Linked DNA regions of Mus musculus: all the other regions are linked to region 4. A link is a loop called in an ENCODE intact Hi-C map of the cell type or tissue named here. Cell type or tissue: heart. All regions are shown on one strand. Region 1 overlaps Gnai2 (guanine nucleotide binding protein (G protein), alpha inhibiting 2). Region 2 holds the start of Gnai2 (guanine nucleotide binding protein (G protein), alpha inhibiting 2). Region 3 has its middle 10 kb from the start of Gnai2. Region 4 holds the start of Tusc2 (tumor suppressor 2, mitochondrial calcium regulator).

What was found. A loop is a pair of places that touch in the nucleus more often than their neighbours do. Peaks named below come from ENCODE experiments on the same cell type or tissue, not always from the same donor. Only the 100,000 strongest peaks of a DNase experiment are listed, where the experiment ranks them.
Region 1: it touches region 4 in a loop (2.7-fold over the local background); 5 of 42 quality-filtered maps call a loop at or near these places.
Region 2: a loop joins it to region 4, with 2.4 times the contacts of the local background. A loop is called at or near these places in 5 of 42 quality-filtered maps.
Region 3: a loop joins it to region 4, with 4 times the contacts of the local background. A loop is called at or near these places in 3 of 42 quality-filtered maps.

What each region holds. Positions count from the first base shown.
Region 1 is chr9:107,623,960-107,628,959 of GRCm38, forward strand. The region is part of intron 1 of Gnai2 (guanine nucleotide binding protein (G protein), alpha inhibiting 2); the gene reads right to left. Among named protein-coding and RNA genes, the nearest start is that of Gnai2, 8.9 kb to the right of the region's middle. In heart, CTCF peaks have their summits at 1,998 (motif pointing left) and 2,951 (motif pointing right); DNase peaks (open chromatin) are centred at 802, 2,962, 3,972, 4,962 and 3 weaker places; H3K4me3 peaks cover 2,444 bases; H3K27ac peaks cover 4,450 bases.
Region 2 is chr9:107,633,111-107,638,110 of GRCm38, forward strand. Gnai2 (guanine nucleotide binding protein (G protein), alpha inhibiting 2) reads right to left here and starts at 2,233. Exons shown (of 9, transcript NM_008138.5): 1 at 1,990-2,233. The coding sequence starts at 2,107. In heart, a CTCF peak has its summit at 2,190; DNase peaks (open chromatin) are centred at 341, 1,111, 1,641 and 2,371; H3K4me3 peaks cover 2,982 bases; H3K27ac peaks cover 4,370 bases.
Region 3 is chr9:107,643,062-107,648,061 of GRCm38, forward strand. No RefSeq gene overlaps it. Among named protein-coding and RNA genes, the nearest start is that of Gnai2, 10 kb to the left of the region's middle. In heart, CTCF peaks have their summits at 2,702 (motif pointing right) and 4,076; DNase peaks (open chromatin) are centred at 1,700, 2,270 and 2,680; H3K4me3 peaks cover 1,002 bases; H3K27ac peaks cover 1,388 bases.
Region 4 is chr9:107,563,146-107,568,145 of GRCm38, forward strand. Tusc2 (tumor suppressor 2, mitochondrial calcium regulator) reads left to right here and starts at 110. Exons shown (of 3, transcript NM_019742.4): 1 at 110-387; 2 at 1,431-1,551; 3 at 1,702-2,963. The coding sequence starts at 242. The coding sequence ends at 1,767. Gm9917 (predicted gene 9917) reads right to left here and starts at 3,820. Exons shown (of 2, transcript NR_166687.1): 1 at 3,379-3,820; 2 at 1-768. It also overlaps a transcript of Hyal2 not described here. In heart, CTCF peaks have their summits at 3,079 (motif pointing right) and 3,921; DNase peaks (open chromatin) are centred at 36, 3,086, 3,916, 4,646 and 4 weaker places; H3K4me3 peaks cover 3,971 bases; H3K27ac peaks cover 3,277 bases.

The DNA.
Region 1 (5,000 bases), 61 kb after region 4:
AGTGTTCTCTCCGGCTATGATCAATCCACCAAATGGGGCTGTGCACAGCAGTGCAATGAGGCTCCGTCACATCCTACAAGCCCAGAGGGGTGTTCAGAAGGTCTATAAACCCTGCCCACACTACCCAATCACTGAGTACTAGGCCCACAGGGCCTCAGTATCTACCTAGAGAAAAAAGGGCACAATGGCCCTAGCTAGCCTTCCTACTTGCTTCCACAGAGCAGAAGGAAGGAGACTCATCTTGGAGCAGCAGGACTGAGGTGACCCCATTGACCGGACTCAAGGACAGGTAGGAAGGGTGGAAGCAGCAGACATCCAGGGCACAGGAAAGCTCAATGAAGGGTGTCCCCTTACATGACTTTGGAATTCCTGGCTATGGGAAACATTGGTTTCTCTACTGGTCACTGTGGGTAAAAAGGGCATCTAATCCTTTGACCACTCTCCTCAGAGGTGCTGTGGGCTACCTGTGACCCTGCTCAGTGCCAGGGACGATGGCACAAACTTGCTTTGCATTTCATTTCCCTAGCAAAGCTGGCAGACACCAAAAGGGCCACAGCTGAGCAAGCCAAGCCAGGAACCTGGGTCACATACTTCTTGTCTCAGCCAGCCGAAGGCCTGCTCCCACACTTCCCTCAGTTTCCCTTTCAGATTCTGAGTTAGAGCATTCTCCCTACCTAGCAGGGGTCACTGCAAACAGCCCCTTCTGACAGGCAGACAAAGCAAAGCAATGGGGTTTCCATCCCTGGGACTTAAGGAGGTTCCTTTGTCGTTGCAGCAGCTGTGACTCAGGCAGGAAGTAGCAAGAGGCAGGACAAGGGTGTGGTTGGCAACCAAGCAGGAAGTAGAGACATCAGGACAGAGCTGGGGAAGTCTGAAGCGGGACACCCAGTGAAAGGTGCATGGTGAAGACCTTGGAGCTCAGGTAGACTGCAGCAGACTCGGGGTTTCAGGAGCCCTGGAGCCACATCTTTCTTACGCCCCCAAATGCCCTTTCTCCATTACGGTGCATCACTCCTACCATCTGGACTGGAGGGTGCTTGTACTCAGTCAGGATCCTTCCCTGCCAGCCCTGTGCCTACCTCAGGGAGAGCTCCCCCAGACTGAGGCAGAGGAGCCAGCAGGGAAGGCAGCTGAACAGAGAGAAGCAGGAGTCAGCCTCGCTTGTCTCCACCAGCTGCTCCATCCCCAGCTGGATGAGGCCAGTGGGGATCCACAGAGGGTCCCTGGAGTTGGCCTTGACATTCCCACTAGGCTACACCTCTTCCCACCAAAGAAAACACCTCTGTAGCTTTTGTCCTGAGTCCAGCTGCTGGGCCCACTGCAGGAGGGCAGTGATCTCAGAGGCTCCTCTGCCTAGATCATCTGCTTCTACATGCATGCAGCACGGAGCTGTTCCCGTGGAGGGAACAGACTGAGGGGAAGACAGTACTACCTCGCTGCCTGGCAAGACCCAAAAAGCCTCACCACAGTTGGGCCTGTAAGTTCAAACACTTGATGTTCATCTAGGCCCCAGCACGTACGTGAGACTGCTATTTGTCCATCTTGGGCCCGCCACCTCCTACCTCACGCTTAGGTCTGACCTGTGGGGAGGCTGTGACCTACTCTAGTCCTTTCTGGCCTCAGTTTCTTCAAGCAGGCAACCGGTCTGGTACAACCCTGCGGCCCACACTGATCCTTCCTGAAATTTCCATTAGCTTCAGCCCTTGCAGGTCTCTGGTATCTCATCTGTAAAATAGAACACTGCATCTTCTAACAGGAGAGGGGTGAGAACTGGAACCAAAGCTCCTCTCAAGGCTCCTCACGCAAGGCTATGTGCAGGTAACACTTGTTACTGTGGCTGGAGTTGGCTCAGCAGCTAAGAGTACTGGCTGCTCTTCCAGAGGATCCTGGGTTGACTCCCCACATTCGCAAGGCAGCTCCCAACTATCTGTAACCACAAGTGCAGGAGCTCTGATGCCCTCTTCTGGCCTCTGAGGTATCAGGCAAGCATGTACTACACAGACATACATGCAGGCAAACACACATACACTTAAAAGTAATAATTAAAAAGATACATTGTACGAAATTATCCAAGAATTAAATAAAAATATTTTTAAGAAGATAGTGTCTGGGCATGGTGGCGCATGTCTATAGTCCTGACACCCAGAAGGCAAGGTTGGCTACACAGTGAGACCCTTACCAGAAGGAAGTCAGTTGCCACTATTTTCCTATTTGGTGGAAGAGTACAGATTTCCCCAAACCTCACTTCCAACAGTGTGCACAATGGCCAGCTGCTCTGGTCGGTCACTGGTCACTAATAGCAAGGCCCAGAGTGGAGTACCACAGTCATCTCATTTCAAGTACAGCTTCTGAAGACTCCGAGAGAGCGGGGTAACAGGCCAATACAGGGCGGGGAGGGCGGAGCACCATCCACCCGGGATAAGGGTGAGAGCTGTCTCCTGCCACTGGCACTGTGCTCTGAGCCCGTCGCTTCTTACACACACACACACACACACACACACACACACACACACACACACACACACACACACACACACATCCTACCAGAGACTTCTGCATAGAAACCTCCCAGCTGGTGTAGCCCACTGACCCCACAACTCCAATGCTGGGAAAAGGCCTCCTCTGAGGCAGCTCCTGAGCTGGTGGGCTCCGGTGGAATTCACGGGCTAAGGAGAGGCAGCTGACGTGGCAGCCCCGAGGGCAGAGATTCTCATGAGCAGCTGGGACCACAGGGTAGGCTTGGGCAGCAGCCCAGCTCCAAGCCACAGCACCAGGCCCGCCCACGCTGCCACCATCCCAGTGGGGCACAGTGGAGATGGGATTGAGCACTGAGATGCCCACCTCACAGGTAACCCAACTACGAGAGAGGTACCACACCCTCACTGCCCGGTGACCCCTGCCATTCTGGATCCTGTCTGTCACCTCCTTGCCCCACAGCCCAGGGTCTTAGGCTCAGCTACCACCAGGGGGAGCCCAGCTGCCAGAGACAAAGCAGAGGAGGTGGGGGGCTGGGCAGCATGGGGAATGTTTTGTTTCAGCAAAGCAGCCTTCCCAGCTAGGGGTGGCTGGGGGAGGTGCCAAGACCCTCAGCCACAACCTCCGCCCTGGGAAGCCCCCAGCCAGCTCCAGAGTCTGAATTCACAGGAACAATGGAAACAGGAGGGAAGAAAGGAGGGGGGAGGGCCCAGCCAGACAAAGGCCCTCTAGGCCCCACCCCAGGCCTCTCTTCCTTCCTCCAGGTGCCTTTCTTTGACCCCCTTAAGCCCTCCAAGGAGGCTCAGCACAGCCTCACACTGGGAGGGGTGGAGGGGAGGGGGAGGGGGATGACAAGGAGGTGGGGTTTTCGAAGGATCCTGCAACACTTCCACCCAAGACTGTGGCCCCCACCTTCCACCAGATGCCCCAACAAATCAGCCCTGCATGCCCTGCTTCCTCAGGTTGTAGGTCTTACCACCTGTAAATCAATCGCCAGGAGGTGCCAAACAGGCCCCAGATCATTGGTACACCCTTCTTCCTAACAGCTTTTCAAAAAGACTCCTTTAGCTATGTTTTCAAGAGCCTGAACAATGGATATCTGTCCTGAATTGCGGTGGCAGACCAGAGGCGAGGTGCCCGAATCCCAGGCCTCAGTGTCCCCATCTGTGAAATGTACCCCTGGTGGGAATGTGCCAGGCCCAAGGCCTGCCCAGAGCAGTTTTCCTATGGTTTTCAGGAACTCCAAACTGCCTCAGCACCCAACTCAAGCCAGCAGTTGTTCATGTCCTTGTAAGTCCCAGTGCTAAGCACAAAGGCAGGGACAGCCTGAGATCACACACACAGTGGATGGGTCCTTCTGTACCCAGGCCGGTGATAAGGAGGAGCAGGCTCCGCGGCTTCTGCACGGCCACCTAGCCACGGGGGCTGTTCTGACAAGGCAGCAGAATCCCCTGGAACCTCCCACGGAAGGATAAGCCCCACAGACACGAGACCTGGGGGTCAAGAAGCACGAGCATGTGGTGCCACTGCTCCCAGCCCACACAGCAGCCACATTCAGCCAGCACACAGCACAGCACCTCTACACTGAGGGCGCCATTGACAACAGTCATGACAAGCCTTGTAGGATAGCCTGCCTTTCCACCCCTGGCCGCTTCCCAGCGTTCCTCTGGTCCAGTCTGTTTCCCTCAGACTGGAGGTTAGGGGAGGAAGAGGCACAACGGGGAAGGCGCAAATTCGAAGTTACTGAGTGTGACATGAACGCTGTGAGGAAGGTGGGCTGAGAGGAGAGGTGGGGAGGGGCTCCGGAGTAGCCACATGTGCAAAGGAGCCCTGGCAGCAGGCAGGCTTCTGTCAGAACGGCAGAAAGGCTAAAAGGATTCAAGACTCAAGGTGCCAGGTAGTGGTGCACACTTTTAATCCCAGCACTCAGGAGACTGAGGCAGGCGGAACTCCAGCCTGGTCTACAGAGTGAGTTCCAGGACATTTAAGGCTATACACTCAGAAACCCTGTCTCAAAAAAGCAAAATAAGAAAGCAAACATATAAACAAACAAGACTCCTACACCAGGCAAGATCCACAAACCCCACCCCCACCCCCCAGCATGTATGCACCCAGAGCAGGTGCTCCAGCATTGGCCTGTCACCCCAACACCAATCCCGGCAGCAGGGCACAGACCAAGGGCCACAGTGGCAGGACAGGGTCAGTGATTGCTTGAGTCCTCTAGCTGAGCATCTCTGCTTCTCTGCCCTCAGTCTCTCCTGCCTCACAAGATGAAATAGCAGAGGCATCTGCTGCTATGAGAAGGGACACTGAGGCACAGCGACAGCATCCGGGTTCTGCAACCCCCAGGCAGGGGAAACCCAAAGTGAGCTAATACAGGACTGCCGCTCCGCTTCCAGGCATTCATGTCCGCCTGCGGCTGGCCTTCCTGCTTGGAGGGCAACAGCCGCTCGGGAATCTAAGAGCAGTTCTTGGCCTTCCTGCTGGACCTCCCACTGGTGTCCCCTCTCCCAGCCACCACTTCC
Region 2 (5,000 bases), 70 kb after region 4:
GGGCCCAAAAGCTGAGCTGAGCTCTAAGGGACAAGCCTGTCTGCATAGAGGAAACCGTGTGTTACAGAACAGGCCAGGCGTCCTGTGCAGCCCCCTTCCCCCTGCTCTCTGGTCCAGATCCACATCTCCTTGGCCACCACAATAACTGCCAATAAACCTGGGAGGGGTTGGTAAGGGGCTCCGGGCTGGGCACTGGGAGGTAGCGGTCCCGGAAGTGCCCTCCCTAGGCCCAGCAGCAACGGACATTCCGCCGCTGCCGCTGCCGCCGCCGCGTCGACACCCACTCACTGCTCGCCGCACTCGCAGCAGAGACAGGAAGAGGCAAGCGCCCAACGCAAAGCAGCCCAGGAGGCTGGGCCGCCGCCCCTTCCCGCCCCTTCTCTTCCTCCCCGCGGCAGCAGTGGAGCGGATGCCATTTTGAAACCTCCGGGGCTGTGCCCCCAGGCCGGGTCCGCCGGGACAGTCAACAGATGGATCCATAAAGACGTACATGTTTCTCGGCCACAGGCCTGGCCAAAAAATAAAAAATAAAAAAAGCCAGGCTTTTCACAGCATGCAGGCCCCCAAGGCGGCCCTGGGGCTGAGGGGCCACACCCCCCCACATACTATCCAGCCGATTACGCTGCTGCGCGGCTTCTGCTGCTGCTAGGGCCTTGCTCCCCACAATCCAGAGGAACTGGTCTTCTCAAGTCAGGCTTCCACAGGGAGCCACTCTGACGACCGGTGTGGGTCTGGACACAAGCATCAGGCCCACTGCCTCTGCCAAAGCCTAGCTGGGATGCTTGAGCGCACACGGGGCTACAGGCAGCAGACTCCTTACCAGCCCCTCATTCAGCTTGCCCACCACCCCCACATCACAGTATTCCTCTGGGGAACCAACAGGTCTACTCAGTATCCTAGGCCATATCCCTGGCGTTCCAGCCCCGAGTGTGAGAAGCCCAGCAGCCGTCAGCAGATCTCTCCAGGCCGGCACACAGGGGCAGCAATATGTCGGTTGGTTCACTACTTCCACTTCCCCCCCATCCCAGCAGCCACCATCTTCCTTGGCCTTGGAAGTGACAACAACCCTAACTCCTCCATGTTCCCTCCTATTGCCCAGACTCCCCTGGCCCTGGCCCAGACAAGCCTTGGATCCCAGGGAATGGAACTTCCCGCAAATGCTAGAGGCCTGGCCCCTGTTTCCCAGTGTGACTCTCAGAGTCAGACCAACCTCTTGCAAAGGGTCTGCCCAGCTCAGCCTAGGCCCACCCCAGCCCCTGGTGCCCCTCCTCCTATCAACAAGGCCCACCTGGGGCAGGAGGGCGCAGAAGCAAGGGAACGGCAGAGTGTGAGAAAAGCCTTAAAAGAGGGGCAGATGATTTGGGGGTTGATACCTGCAGAGAGAGGGAGGGAGAGAGACAGAGAGAGAGAGAGAGACACACACACACAGAGAGAAAGAGAGATCTGGTGACCTGGAACAGAGGCCCTGCGGGGAATCCTGCTACAGAGAACTTGAGAGTAGTCAGTTTCCCTCTTAAAGAGGTTCTTGAAGGGTCAGAGTGCAAAGAGGGAGAATACAGATCCCAGAGTAAGGAAAAGAGGGAGTGGGTCGAGGCTTGACCAGGGTCCCAAGGAATGCTCGTGCCAAGAGAAATAGAACAGGTGGGGCTTGAAGGTGGGAGCCGGCAGGGTGCTGAGGGTTTAAGAAAAGCCTGAGAAAGTGCGGAAATACACGGCAGGGTCTGAGTTCTCTTGAGACTGGATAACAAGGGGGGGGGGAGATAGTCATACAAGGTTTGGTGTGTGGGATCTGGGATGAGTTGAGGGTCTGAATGAAGTCTGGACTAGGATTATAAATCTAGACCAATCCAGAGTTTCGGATCTTAAAAGGGTGGCTCCTACTGGTTTCAAGCGCAGGTGTAGGGTGCAAGGCCAGGCTGAGCAGTTTCAGGTCCTTGTCTGGGGATTAGCGTAGAGAGTCAAGGGTCCCAGAACGGGGCGCTGCCTCACCTAACAGAAGCAACTTCACCTCCCGCGCCGCCTTCTCGCCGTCCTCCCGCAGGTTCTTGTCGATCATTTTAGAGCGCTCGGCTGCCGCCTTGTCCTCGGCGCTCACGGTGCAGCCCATCCTGCCGTCCGCCGGCCCGGCCTGGCCCCCACACGGCCCACGGCCCGGCTCGGCCCCGCCCGACCCACTCCGCTCCCACCGCCGGCCCTCTGCGGGAAGCTCTCAGGTCCGCAGTTCCGAGCGACTGCGGGAGGCGCCTTCCCGGCCGCCGCGCACCGACGGCGGGGCGGGCCAGGGGTGGGGCCCGGGCGAACCAAGCCCGCGACTGGGCCGGGGCGGGTCTGGAGGAGGGGCCGAAGGAAATTTAGGGATGGTGATTGGTTGGAGGGCGGAGCCAAGGGAGAAGTTAGGCTCAGTCCAGCCTTAGGCGCAAGCTGAGAGCGGGGCCGCAACGAGGGAAGACACCAAGGGTAGAGCTAACACAGGCTTAGGCCTCTGGGCGGGCTGCAGGAGGAGCTAGTCTCCGATTGGATGCTGAGAGCCTGAGGCTCTGTTTCTGGACTGTAGGACTAGTTGATCTAGTAGCCCAAGGGTCAGGACTACCTGCCCTCGCCACAGGCCAAATAGAAACCAGGACTCTGAGCATTTGTGAATTATGAGAGTAAGATGGAGGAGGTGTGTCTTCTTCACTTGCTAAAACTGAGCCTATAAACTTATTTGGAGATCTACTAAACTCTGCGGAGGGTCACATGATCTCTTTCTGGACCTCGATTTTCTTTAAAGCAGCGCCCCCTCCTCTTCTGTGTAGGTTGCACCACATTAAAAACAAAAAGAGTTCACTGCCGCCTTTACACCTTTGAGTGGACTATCTTCTGTCATCTAAACGTCGTCCTTTTGCCTGATAGGTTGGGAACCTTTCTCCTGCAGGCAGCAATCCGGGGCTTCAACCAGAGACCAATGAGACTGGACTCTAGGAGAGATAGACAAGAGAGAGTTGTCATTGGACTTAAGGAAACAAACGTTGCCATGATCCTATAATCTGTTCCTTCCATCCTCTGTCAGCTTCTAGAGGCTTCTTCAGTTCCATGTCTCTTCTGGGTAGTGGCTGTGATCCTGTGGCTGTGCAAAGGTGGAAGTGGAGCTATTTCCAATCTTTGTGATCTGCTTTTTAAGAGGGGCCTATGACCCACCAACTTTGATTGGACGATTGAAGTGTGCAAGGTGTTCTGAGTGGCCCCAGACTAAAGCCAGAGAAGGACACTGCCATTAAGAGTTGGTCACAGGGCTGGAGAGATGACTCAGCGGTTAAGAGTGCCGACTGCTCTTCTGGAGATCCTGAGTTCAAATCCCAGTACCCACATGGTGGCTCACAACCATCCTTAATGAGATCTGACACCTTCTTCTGGTGTGTCTGAAGACAGCTACAGTGTACTTACATGTAATAATAAATAAATGGGGGGCGGGAGGGATGGCTCAGCGGTTAAGAGCATTGACTGCTCTTCCGCAGGTCCCGAGTTCAAATCCCAGCAACCACATGGTGGCTCACAACCATCTATAATGAGATCTGAGACCCTCTTCTGGGGTGTCTGAAGACAGCTACAGTGTACTTACATATAATAATAAATAAATGTTTAAAAAAAAAAGAGTTGGACACAGCCTCCTGTGAGAACAGCACTACCTGGACAAAGCGCGTGTTCCAGCTTCTACCCTCCAACTTGCTGGCTTGCTCTGGAGTGTCCGTGTGTCTCAATCATCAGAATGTCTTCCCTGTGGAGGTGTCATTAGCCTGTAATCATCCAGTGGTTCCCTCGGGGAACCTACCTGAAGCCTAAGCGGGCCCTGCCCTAGGCATGCAAGAAATAGGATAAGAACACATACTGCTACCTGTGGACAGTGCTGTTCTCTATCTATCTATCTATCTATCTATCTATCTATCTATCTATCTATCTATCTATCTATCTATCCACTTGTAGGACTTACCTCCAACGTGACAGATTCACAGAACACACCATGGACATGAGCACACACAGCCGAGCACAGTCTACTACACGCTGAAGACAGACAGATCCCTCTTCCAGCCAGCCCCTTCCCCCTCGGCCCAGCCCTGTGCTTTAGAGCTTTGCTCCTCTGGCCTCCCTAGTCTGCTCCTAGCAACAGCCAACAGCTCTCTCAGTTGCCAGGCAACGAGCGAACCTGTCAGCCCCTTGGAGGCCCCACTCTAGGGAGGTGGGCAGCATCCAGACCCCAGTCAATGGAGGAAGAGCAAGAATGCATTGCCTTCCCCAGGCCTGAGCTAGATCCTGTAGCCCTTGCTCCCTTCCTCGCAGCCAGCCCTGCCTTCCCAGTTCCATATTCTTCCTAGGGAGTCTGGCAACTCCGACTTCCAAGGCTTTGGCTGCTCTTTCTTTTTCATTTCCATGTGAGTCCCCAGGGATATGGCAAGGCCTCTGTCACTCCAGTCACCCTCAGTTCCCTCCATTCTACCCTCAGTTCCCGTCCATTCTGAACTACTCGCATGGTTATCTCCTCTGATTTCTTCCTGTCTGTTAGCCTCTCCCAGATACCTCAGACTCCCTCAAATCCATGGTGCCCAGAACTGAGTCTATCCTGCCCTACTGGTACCCATTCCTGGGCAGTCACTTCATGGTCCTTCCCACTAGCCAGAGCTAGCACTTCACACCCACCAAATATGCCACTGTTAGGATGACTGAGAGAAAGCGTGTCACTTCCATTCTACAAACCTCTGGCTCCCTGAGGATAAAAACCTTGCAAAAGGCTGCTTTAAACTTCGTTAGAAGTCAGAGGAGTAGTGGTGGATACCTTCAATCTCAGCACTCAGGAGGCAGAGGCAGATGGATCTCTGTGTGTTCAAGGCCAGCCTGATCGACAAAAAAAGAGTTCCAGGTCAGCCAGGGATACATAGAGAGACTCTGTCTCAAACAAACAAACAAACTTTGCTGGAGGTAGAGCAGTTGTTGCCTGAAAGAACTCTGGGGTGCTTCTGACTGTGTCT
Region 3 (5,000 bases), 80 kb after region 4:
AAGACCACTGGCTGCTCTTCGAGAGGATCTGGCTTCGGTCCCCAGCACCCACATGGCAGCTCACAGCTGTCTGTAACTCCAGTTCCAGAGGATCTGACACCCTCAAACAGACATAAATGTAGGCAAAACATCAATGCACATGAAAAAAAAAAATCTAAGTTGGGCACCATAGCACACACCTTTAATCCCAGTACTTGGGGGGTAGAGGCAGGCAGACCTCTGAGTTTGAGGCCAGCCTGGTCTACAAATGAGTTCCAGGACAGCCAAAGCTACTTAGTGAGACCCTGTTTCAAAAAAAACAAAACAAAACAAAACAAAAAGAGGAATTATTTATGTGAGGGTTTGCCTACATGCATGCATGTATCTAAAGGTCAGAAAAGGGTGTAGGATTCCCTGAAACTGGAGCTACAAAAATGTGGGTGCTGGCGACCAAACCCCAGTCCTCTTGAAGACTAGCCAGTGCTTTTAGTCACTGAGCCATCTCTCCTGCCCCTCCGTCTAACATTTTAAAATGATCGTGCGTATGTATAAAAATATCTTCATGTAAGTACATGTATGTGAATATAGGTGCCCTCAGAGGTCAGAAGAGGGTGTCAGTTCCCCCACGAGCTGGAGTTAATGGCATTTGTGAGTTGCCCAACCTGGGTGCTGGGAACTGAACTCTGTTATCTGCAAGAAGCAGCAAGTGCTCTAAACTGATGAGAAATCTCTCCGGCTCCCAAATCTAATATTTTAAAGATCTCTCTGGCTTCTATGAAAAATATAGCCTACTGACAAGAAGGAAGGCCGGGAGGCAGGGAGTAGCCATCAAAGGAGGGTGTTGTAGTGAAGCCGGTCCCACAGGGCTGTGCGGTGTCTCCTAGGAAAAGAAGGCTTAGGTGTGTGTATACAAATACATTAAGAAGCTGTTTTTTTTCTGCTTCCTCCAGCCGGCCTGGGATTGGTTGGTCTCCCTTTTAGCCTTCCCCGAAGGCTTAGCCTTTTCTCCAAATATAGGCAGTTCATTACAAAGAAAAACCTTTTAAGGCTGGGCGTGGTGGCTATTGCTTTAGTTTCAGCGTTTAGGAAGCAGAAGCAGGCAGATCTCTGTAAAGTCGAGGCTAGCCTGGTCTATATAATGAGTTCCAGGCTAGTAGGGGCTACATGGTAAGATCTGGTCTTAAACGAACAAACAAATTATTGTAGATAATGTGTGTGGTGGATAATGAAAGACAGCTTTGTGGAGTCGGTCCCCGCACTCTATCTTTAAGTTTAAAGATATCCTTAAGGTTTCAGGGATTTAACTCAGACGTCAGGTTTGCACCCGTGGGCCTTAACCGATTGAGCCATGTAGTCGGCCCAAGAACACTTCTAAAGTCCCCATAATGGTGTTTTCACCTTTCTGCACCCCTTCATCTACAGGAAGTATTTCTGCCAGCCTGACAGAGTCCACCGGAGTATTTCACTCTGTTAAAAGCTGGGGGCTGCTCAGGCATGGATCATAGAACTGCGCGATGAACACCCACAATGGGGTACCGCTTGTCTTCAGACTTTGCATCATAAGTCCCCGTTGGCGACATCCTAAGTTCTCTCATTGCATCCCCACAAAACCAAGCTCCCGGCCGAGTTGAAGCCGGAAGTGGTCTCCTGGAGAGCTGCCCGCCTCTTCCGGGATCGCTAGGCCACAGCGCGCGACTTCAGAGGCTTCCTCCGCGGAGGAGCGGCGCCCCCTGGCGGGCACAGAGCGATACGGCTCAGCAACCGTGGCGGCCGGGCTTCTCATCTTCCTCTCTCTATAGTCTTCACTTGCCTTCGGCTACCACTTGTGGCTTCTTCCACCTTCCTGGTCTTCTTGTTTCTTGCCTTGGGCTCTAGTCTCCCCTCCGCGGAAGCGTCGGTACGTGGCCGTTGAAGCCTAGTTCCACAGAGCAGCCCTTGTTTGGCATCTTCTTGCTTGCCCCGCACCCTATTGCTCTCCTCTTCTCTTGCCTGGTACCAGAATCCATCCATCCATCCAAGCCGGCGTTCCTTGTAGCCATTATTAGCTGGTCCTTAGAACGCCTCCAGTGACAACTCTCTTTCCTGGTGCTTCTTACACTCTGTTTAGGACTCTCCCTCTCTTTCTGTTTTTACTTCACAATTGAGATCGGAGATTAGAAAGTGATTTATGTAGTTCTCCACTGGATATCTTGCCTGCTTCCTGAAGACCAAGGCTTGGGGTGGGTCAAAGTGTCCAGCCCGAGACGTGCGCTGTGGGTGTTGGAATGCACTGTGGAGTTTGACCCTAAAGTCAATGGGTAGGATAAGGACAGAAACTGAGTTCTACCTGAAGGCGCTCAGTGGGACTGGGTTGAAAGCAATCCATCCCCACCAAGTGAGAGAGGGGATCTGGGTATTGGTTGAGAATATAGCTGAATTCTCAATTGGTAGAGGGCTTTGTAGCATGCGTGAAAAACCCGTCCCTGGCACTACATAAACTGGACAGGATACCGAATGAGAATGTGTGTGATCCTAGCATCTGGTAGATGGAGGCTCGGAGAAAGGGTCTCATGCAAGGTTAGCTAGCAAGTGGATCCAGACTGGATCCCTGTGGTATTTACCTGCCCACACTACCCAAGTGGAGATGCAAGCCTGGGATCAATCAGCTCTTTCACCCTTTTCAGCCAGCTTTTTTCTTCGTGTATTATCTGGGTCCCCGCACAAGCTTGACTCTGGCTATTGACCACCAGAGGGCAGCAGAGGCCGCCAGCTGAAAGTTTGGGGGCCTCAGTGCTCACGGCTCAGGCTGAGCAGGCTGGCTGTGCTTGGGTTTGAGATGTAAAGGCCTTGGGTTTGTTGTTTGTTTGTTTGTTTGTTTGTTTGTTTGTTTGTAGGTTTGCCTAGGACTCCCTGTGTGAACTATACTTACTACCTTGAACTTGTGTCTATCTTCCCGTCTCCGATTAGGATTGGAAATTTACCACTGCCTCACCTAGCTCTTGTGAGGGTTTTGTTTTTTGTTTTGGTTTTGTTTTGGTTTTGGTTTGGTTTTTCAAGACAGGGTTTCTCTGTGTAGCTCTGTCTGTCCTGGAACTCACTTTGTACACCAGGCTGGCTTCAAACTCAGAAATCCACCTGCCTCTGCCTCTGCCTCCCAAGTGCTGGGATTAAAGGCGTGCACCATCCCCCCCCTCTTGTGAGGTTTTGAAAGCAGGTTTCTCTCTCTCTCTCTCTCTCTCCCTATCTCTCTCTCTCTCTCTCTCTCTCTCTCTCTCTCTCTCTCTCTCTCTCTCACACACACACACACACACACACACGCTCTGTTTGTGCAGGTTCCTATAGAAGTCAGAAAAGGTGTCAGATGCCTGCAACCAGAGTCTCAAGTGGCGGTGGTGAATCACCAGGTGTAGGTGCTAGGAACTAGACTCAGGTTTTCTGGAAGAGCAGCCAGTGCTCCTTCCTACCTGCTGGGCCTTCTCCAGCTCTCTCTCTCTCCAAAAGCAATGTTATCTTTCAGATTTTTGTTGTTGTCGTTGTTCAGGGCTTTTCTTTCTAAGTCATTCACTGGTAATCAAGTCTCACAGCTACAAGTTGTTTGAAAGAAAGGCGTTTGCTTAGAGTTTACACTGAGATCAGAGCAAACTCCTGCATGTGTCCTCTAGCGTCTTGCCACATGTCCCTTACTGTACTGGGCTCATCTGGGGCTCGGTGTGTGCTGGCTTCCATACTTGTCAGGGGGTCCCCAGTCACACCACACTCTCTGATTCCCAGCTGTCACTGTCCCCCTTCTTTTACTGTCTTTCAGCTCAGTTCCTCCACATCCTTCTACCTAACTCCAGCCCATCCCCCAGCCAAGCTTCTGTCTCTAGTTTCCTTTCAGCAGTGAATTCTGGTCTGTTTTTCTTTCTTCCTTTTTTTTTCCATTTCATTTTATGTTTTAAACTTTAAAAAAAAATGTGTATAAACGCATACGTGCAAGTGCCATGAAGGACAGAGGCTTGGGAACTCTCTGAAGCTGGAGTTTGAGGCTGTTGTGGGCCCGCTGATGTAGATGCTGGGAATCAGTTTGGGTTCTCTGGAAGAGCAGTACAGATGTTAAACCTCTGAGTCATTTCTCAGTTCAGCCACTAGGGCAATCTATGTAACACTTATATTTACTAGCTAAAAAAAAAAAAAAAAAAGGTGTGTACATCTTTAATCTTTAATCCTAGGACTAGAGAGTCAGAGGCAGGTGGATGCGTATGAGTTCAAGGTCAGCCTGGTCAAAAGAGAGTGTTTTAGTCTAATTAAAGTTACATATCAGGGGCTGGTGAGATGGCTCAGTGTGTAAGAGCACCGGACTGCTCTTCCGAAGGTCCAGAGTTCAAATCCCAGCAACCACATGGTGGCTCACAACCATGTGTAAGGAGCTCTGATGCCCTCTTCTGGTGTGTCTGAAGACAGCTACAGTGTACTTACATATAATAAATAAATAAATCTTTTAAAAAAAAGTTACATATCAGAGGCTAGGCGATGGTGGCGCACGCCTTTAATCCCAGCACTTGGGAGGCAGAGGCAGGCGGATTTCTGAGTTCGAGGCCAGCCTGGTCTACAAAGTGAGTTCCAGGACAGCCAGGGTTACACAGAGAAACCCTGTCTCGAAAAACAAAACCAACCAATCAAACAAACAAGCAAAAAGTTTGGCAGATGGGAGATCTTGTCTCAAAAGATTGGGAGACAGGGAGAGGTTGGAGAGATGGCTCAGTGGTTAAGAGCACTGGTTGCTCTTCCAGAGGACCTGAGTTCAATTCCCAGCAACCACAGGGTGTCTCACAACCATCTGTAATGGGATATGATGCCCTCTTCTGTCATGCAGGCATACATGCAAATAGAGCACTCAATGCATAAATAAATAAATCTTAAATATATATATATATATATATATATATATATATATATATATATATATATCATCTGTTTTTTAAAAATGACCATCCAAAAACATAAAGCAAAACAACAACAAAAAACCCCCAAAAATCAAAACAAAAGAAAACTTAAAACTC
Region 4 (5,000 bases):
GTCAGCCTCTGAGAGTGGCCATTGGTTCTACACCACAGACTGACGAGACCTTTAGCCACTCAGAGGAGGCACCGTGCAGGACGCGCGGAAGCGGAAGTGAGGTTTCCGTGGAGACAGCAGAGCCTGCGGAAGGCGGCGGCGGCGGCACCTGCGAGTGGAAGCTGGGGCAGGGCATGGTCGCGCCCGCCGCGCTGTGAGAGCGGAGCGGCCGCTGGGTCCGCCATGCGCCCGCGGCGCTGACATGGGCGCCAGCGGCTCCAAAGCTCGGGGCCTCTGGCCCTTTGCCTCCACTCCGGGGGGCGGCGGCCCAGAGGCGGCAGGCTCCGAGCAGTCTCTGGTGCGGTCTCGAGCCCGAGCAGTGCCTCCCTTCGTATTCACGCGCCGCGGGTAAGGGCATGGGTATCTGCCTTTGGGAGGACATCCGGGAATGAGAAACGCCCCCCTACATTTGAATCAGACGACTGTCATATTTTGGGTCCCAGTCAAAGCAAGGAGAAGGGAAAACCAAGCGGCGTTCAGCTCTTGACCGCCCAGATGGTCTTTTTAGAGAATTGCCTGAGGTTCGTCTCTTAGGGAGCAGCTCCATAATTCAGCTAAGACGGCCTCTAAGAGTCTTAAAACCTCCCTTTCATCCAACTCAGCCTGCAAATTAAAGGCATTTATGTCCCTTCTGTTCTTCTAAGCCTTAGAAGAAATCTAAGGGAAGATGACCTTCTGTTTAGGTGTCTTGCCTTCCTCACTGTGAAGTTGGACCTCCGAGAATAGTGTCTGGAAAAGCAGAGAAAGGCGTCAGTGTTGAAGGTGGGGCCACAACAAAAAAAGTGCCCTCAGCCAGTTGGGTTCTCTAGATCTGGAACACTAACCTAACCTTCTTTTTTCCCAGGTGCTCACACAAAATGGCCTGGACCTAGTGAGCTCCTAGGGACTGGCATTCCCTGTGATGGAAATTTGACCGTAAATACCAGAAAGACCCAACAGTGTCGATTAGACAGTGCCAGCCACTGGGGAATGACTTGGAGTGCAGCCTTCTGGGCTCAGACATCCACCATCTTGGTCTTTGGCCCTGGACCAGCAGTGTCTTTAGAAGTGAGACCAGTATGCCCAGGCCACTACCCCACCCACTCCATAAATAAGCCCTAGGTGAAGGGCCTGCTACTAGAATCATGACCTTTGTGAAACAGACCAGTGGTGAGGACTAACTTTAGTTGCCTAGAGAGGGTGCTCTGATGTGACATCCTGTTGGTATGACAGGGCAACAGTGGCCTTGTCACACTGCCTGCTTCCCTCCGGGCACCAAGCAAAGAGTTCTTCCACGGAGAACGCACGTTGTGCGTCTTCTCTTGGGGTTCAGCGTACTTCCCTGTGGTCTGTGGCCCTTGCCAAGGCCAGGGATGAGGCTCCAATCCAGCCTGTTCCCCTTCTCTCCACAGCTCCATGTTCTACGATGAAGATGGAGATCTGGCTCACGAATTCTATGAGGAGACAATCGTCACCAAGAATGGGCAGAAGCGAGCCAAGCTGAGGCGGGTACATAAGAATCTGATTCCTCAGGTGAGGGTCCGAGCAGTGATCATAAAGCCTACATCAGTATGTCAACGGAGATACAGATGGGGCTTTCTGGGGGAAGAGCTGGGAAGAACAGAGAGGCTCTTAGCATAGAGGCCCAGAGCTGATCTTCACTAGCCTCTGTTTCCATGGCAGGGCATCGTGAAGCTGGATCCTCCCCGAATCCACGTGGATTTCCCCGTGATCCTCTATGAAGTATGAACCTGTGTGTGGCATGGCAGACACGAGCACCCACTGCCCCAGCAAGAAACTCCCAGGATCAAGGTGTAGCTTCCATTCAGGAGTCCAGGCTGGTGCCACAACCTTGAATAAACTAAACTCCGTTGGCCCAGAACCTTCAGTTGTAAGAGGGGTTGTCCCTCAGTGTTAACTGGTATTGGCGGATGTCTGAACAATAAGAGGTTGGTGGCTGGTGAGGGCTAAGGACAGAATTACCAGCCCGTCTCCCCCAGCCGCTTGTGGGAGAAGCATGACAGGAGACACGTGCCGGTCAGGAATGCCTGGTTCCTGGTTACCTGCCTGACCTGCTTTCTTCCAAGCTTGCCTAGGGCCCAGCCCTCCTAGAAGCTACAGCACTTTACAAGCAGAGTCTGCCTTCTTCCAGCCCCTGGGCTGTAGGGGCTCTACCCAAGTGGGAACTTCCTTTTCCTCACTCCCCTTCCCCCCTAGTCAGAGCATTTCAGCCGTTTGCTACCTCGATTCCTCCTGTATCGGACAGACTGGAGATACATACCAGCCTCACCCTTCCTGCCTACCTACCACATGCTCCCGCTCTTAAGCTGGACACTTTGCTGGCTGTTCAATAAGAATGAGGACCAGTGTGGGAGGCTTCTCCTTTCACCCAGGGCTGGACTGATCTCTCTTGATTTCAACCAGTTGCCCTCAAGTTGAGAGGGTACAGGCCGGGGTCAGGACAGGCTACTGACGCCTGTACCTGTGGGGACTTGCCCCAAACCACATATTCGTCGTCTCCCTTGTCTTTGCACCAGTCCCACAAATCCCCAGTTGTAGGGGAGAGGCAGTCCACCACCTAGTGGTAAGAAACGACTGGGGCTGGTGCCAGTAGCTATGAGGAGCCCATCCCCCCCCTTCTCCTTACAGTATCTTTACCCCTTCAGGGTCTGTTAAGAGAAAGTACTGGAGCTCCTTGGTAAGGATAGAAAGGAGGGGAAAATACTTAAGAGGCATAATTAAAATGTGAAGGTTTGTAAATAGTCTAGACTATGATAATGTTGGGGCAGAGTCTGATTTCTATACAGAGATGGCTTTAAAAAAATACTTCCTTGTGGAAGCTCTGTGCTTCTAGAGTGTGGGAAATGGCTTGGGACGAGTGATCCCCAGCACAGGAAGGCTGTTGTGTTATTTGTTCAATTTCAATAAAAGTTATTTGTAGACCCTGCACACGAGAGTGGCGTCCAGTGAGACTTTAACATCCAGTTTCTAGACTGCTGATCCGGTAAGGCTAGCAAACCCTTGCCTGAACATTGCCTGTAGCAATACCAGCCGTGGCCAACAGGTGGCTGTGTCCAAGAACTGTCTCCAGCCCTCTCAAGACGCAGAGGGCCACTCACCTGTCCATTCTGTCTGGGAATTTGGAAACAGAAGGTCGTGTGGGATCCTAGGGAGATTGCCCTAGTCTGAGGTGTGAGTGTAGCCACACAGTTGTGAGATGGTTCTGGTCCCAACAATACCAGATTATGTGAAGTGAGGTTACAGCCTAAACCCCACAGATCAAGGCCTAGCTATACTTGAACAACAGACACTTCCCACCATGGCCTTGGCCTCCTTCCAGGCTCTGAAGTCCACACTCACCTGACTTCCCAGGCAGCCATCAGAAGGGAGAGCACAGGCTCCTGCTGCAGCCTCTATCGTAGGGCTCGGCCCAACACCTCCTCCGCCCTCTGCCGCCAATGGACGTTCTGCCTACGTTTCTCAAGGTCGGCTATGAGCAGGTTCTCTGCTCGCCTAGCCTTTGGCCATAATAAACTCAAGACGTTTTTAAAAAGCAAAAACAAAACAAACAAACAAAAAAACCCAATTAGGAAGCAGGAGTTCATCAACTCAGGGCAGTTGGCCTTCAAGTTGCTCAAAGCTGGAACTGGTCAAGTCTTAGCCTGTTCAACATAGATTTGCGGTTCTGTAGACCAACTGTCATCCCTGTAAAAAGCCAGGAGTTAGGTTCCTGTCCAGGAGCCAAGGCTCCCCATATCAGGCAGTATCCTATCTCACCACTACCATCCTGCTCGGGAAACTCCCTGTCCTGGACCTGCCTAGCTAACCCCAAAGCTATGAACAATAGGAGAGTCAGGGCAGTGTTTCCCTACTCCATCCGGCTGGGCTAGGCTCACTTCCTTCCTGCTGGCAGCCTAAGGAAGTGTCCCTGCCCTGGACAGTCTCGCCTGGACTTTGTTTTCCCAGTAGTCCCCACCCTTGGAGCTTCCTAGATTTTTGTCCCTTGTGAAGCCAACACAATGGTGACCACAGCCTAGGCTATACACCCAGCTCCCCTGCTTTCTATTGGCAGAGGGACTCCCTAGCACTGGGGAGGTGAGCCCCTTGGACGGTGAGGGGTTGTCAGTTTAGGTAGATTTGAGAGCAGGCAAATTTGCCTGGACCTCCAAAGAGGTCTTCCAGGAATTCGTATTGTGAGCTTCCTCTCCCATAGGGACACAATTCTCCCCCCACCCCATATCACACAGCCACAGGCATCAACACATTGTCACATTGTCTTTGTCACAGGTTGGATACTTCTGCTCTTGATGGAAAAAAAACTGACTCAGCTACTGGAAGAGCCCACCACCCCCACCCCACCCGTTTTCCCCTCGTGCAGGATGGTTTCTTCTTTGGCACCTGCTCTAGGGGACCATTCGCTCAACCACCCAGCAAATTGACTCCCATGAATACAGCCAGCCACTTGGGCCCCCTCACACCCTACTGGATTTGAGGATGATGCAAAACTTGGAGAAAGATGAGCCCTTGGTTCCTAGGCCCATATCCTTCCCATCACCTGGCACAACTCATGCAGACCTTCCTGAGAGGAAGGGTGCAAAGGGCAGCCAGCCACCAAGGGAAACAGGGTCAAGGGGCTCTCCTCCCCGCCCCCCTGGCCCTTTCCGCCTGGAGGGCAGCAGGAAGTGAGGAGAAAGAGCAGGGATGGGAGGCGGGAGGGAGTGGGTGGGAAGGAATGGGGTTTATCAAATCCCCAGCAGACTGCCCAGAGGGCAGCAGCTGGCGCAAGGAACCTGGCTGGAGAGACTCTACTCAGGTGAGCGCAGAGTAGTACATAAAGCTAGTCCGCACTGCCATAAATGCGTGTACTCCTGCGGCGCTCCCTAGCTTCCAAGCTTGCGGTAGGGAAAGGGGCTGGCGGCCAGAAGCGGACTTTCGGAGATTTGAGTCGTGCATTGGAGAGCAGATCTAAGAGGCGAGGGTAC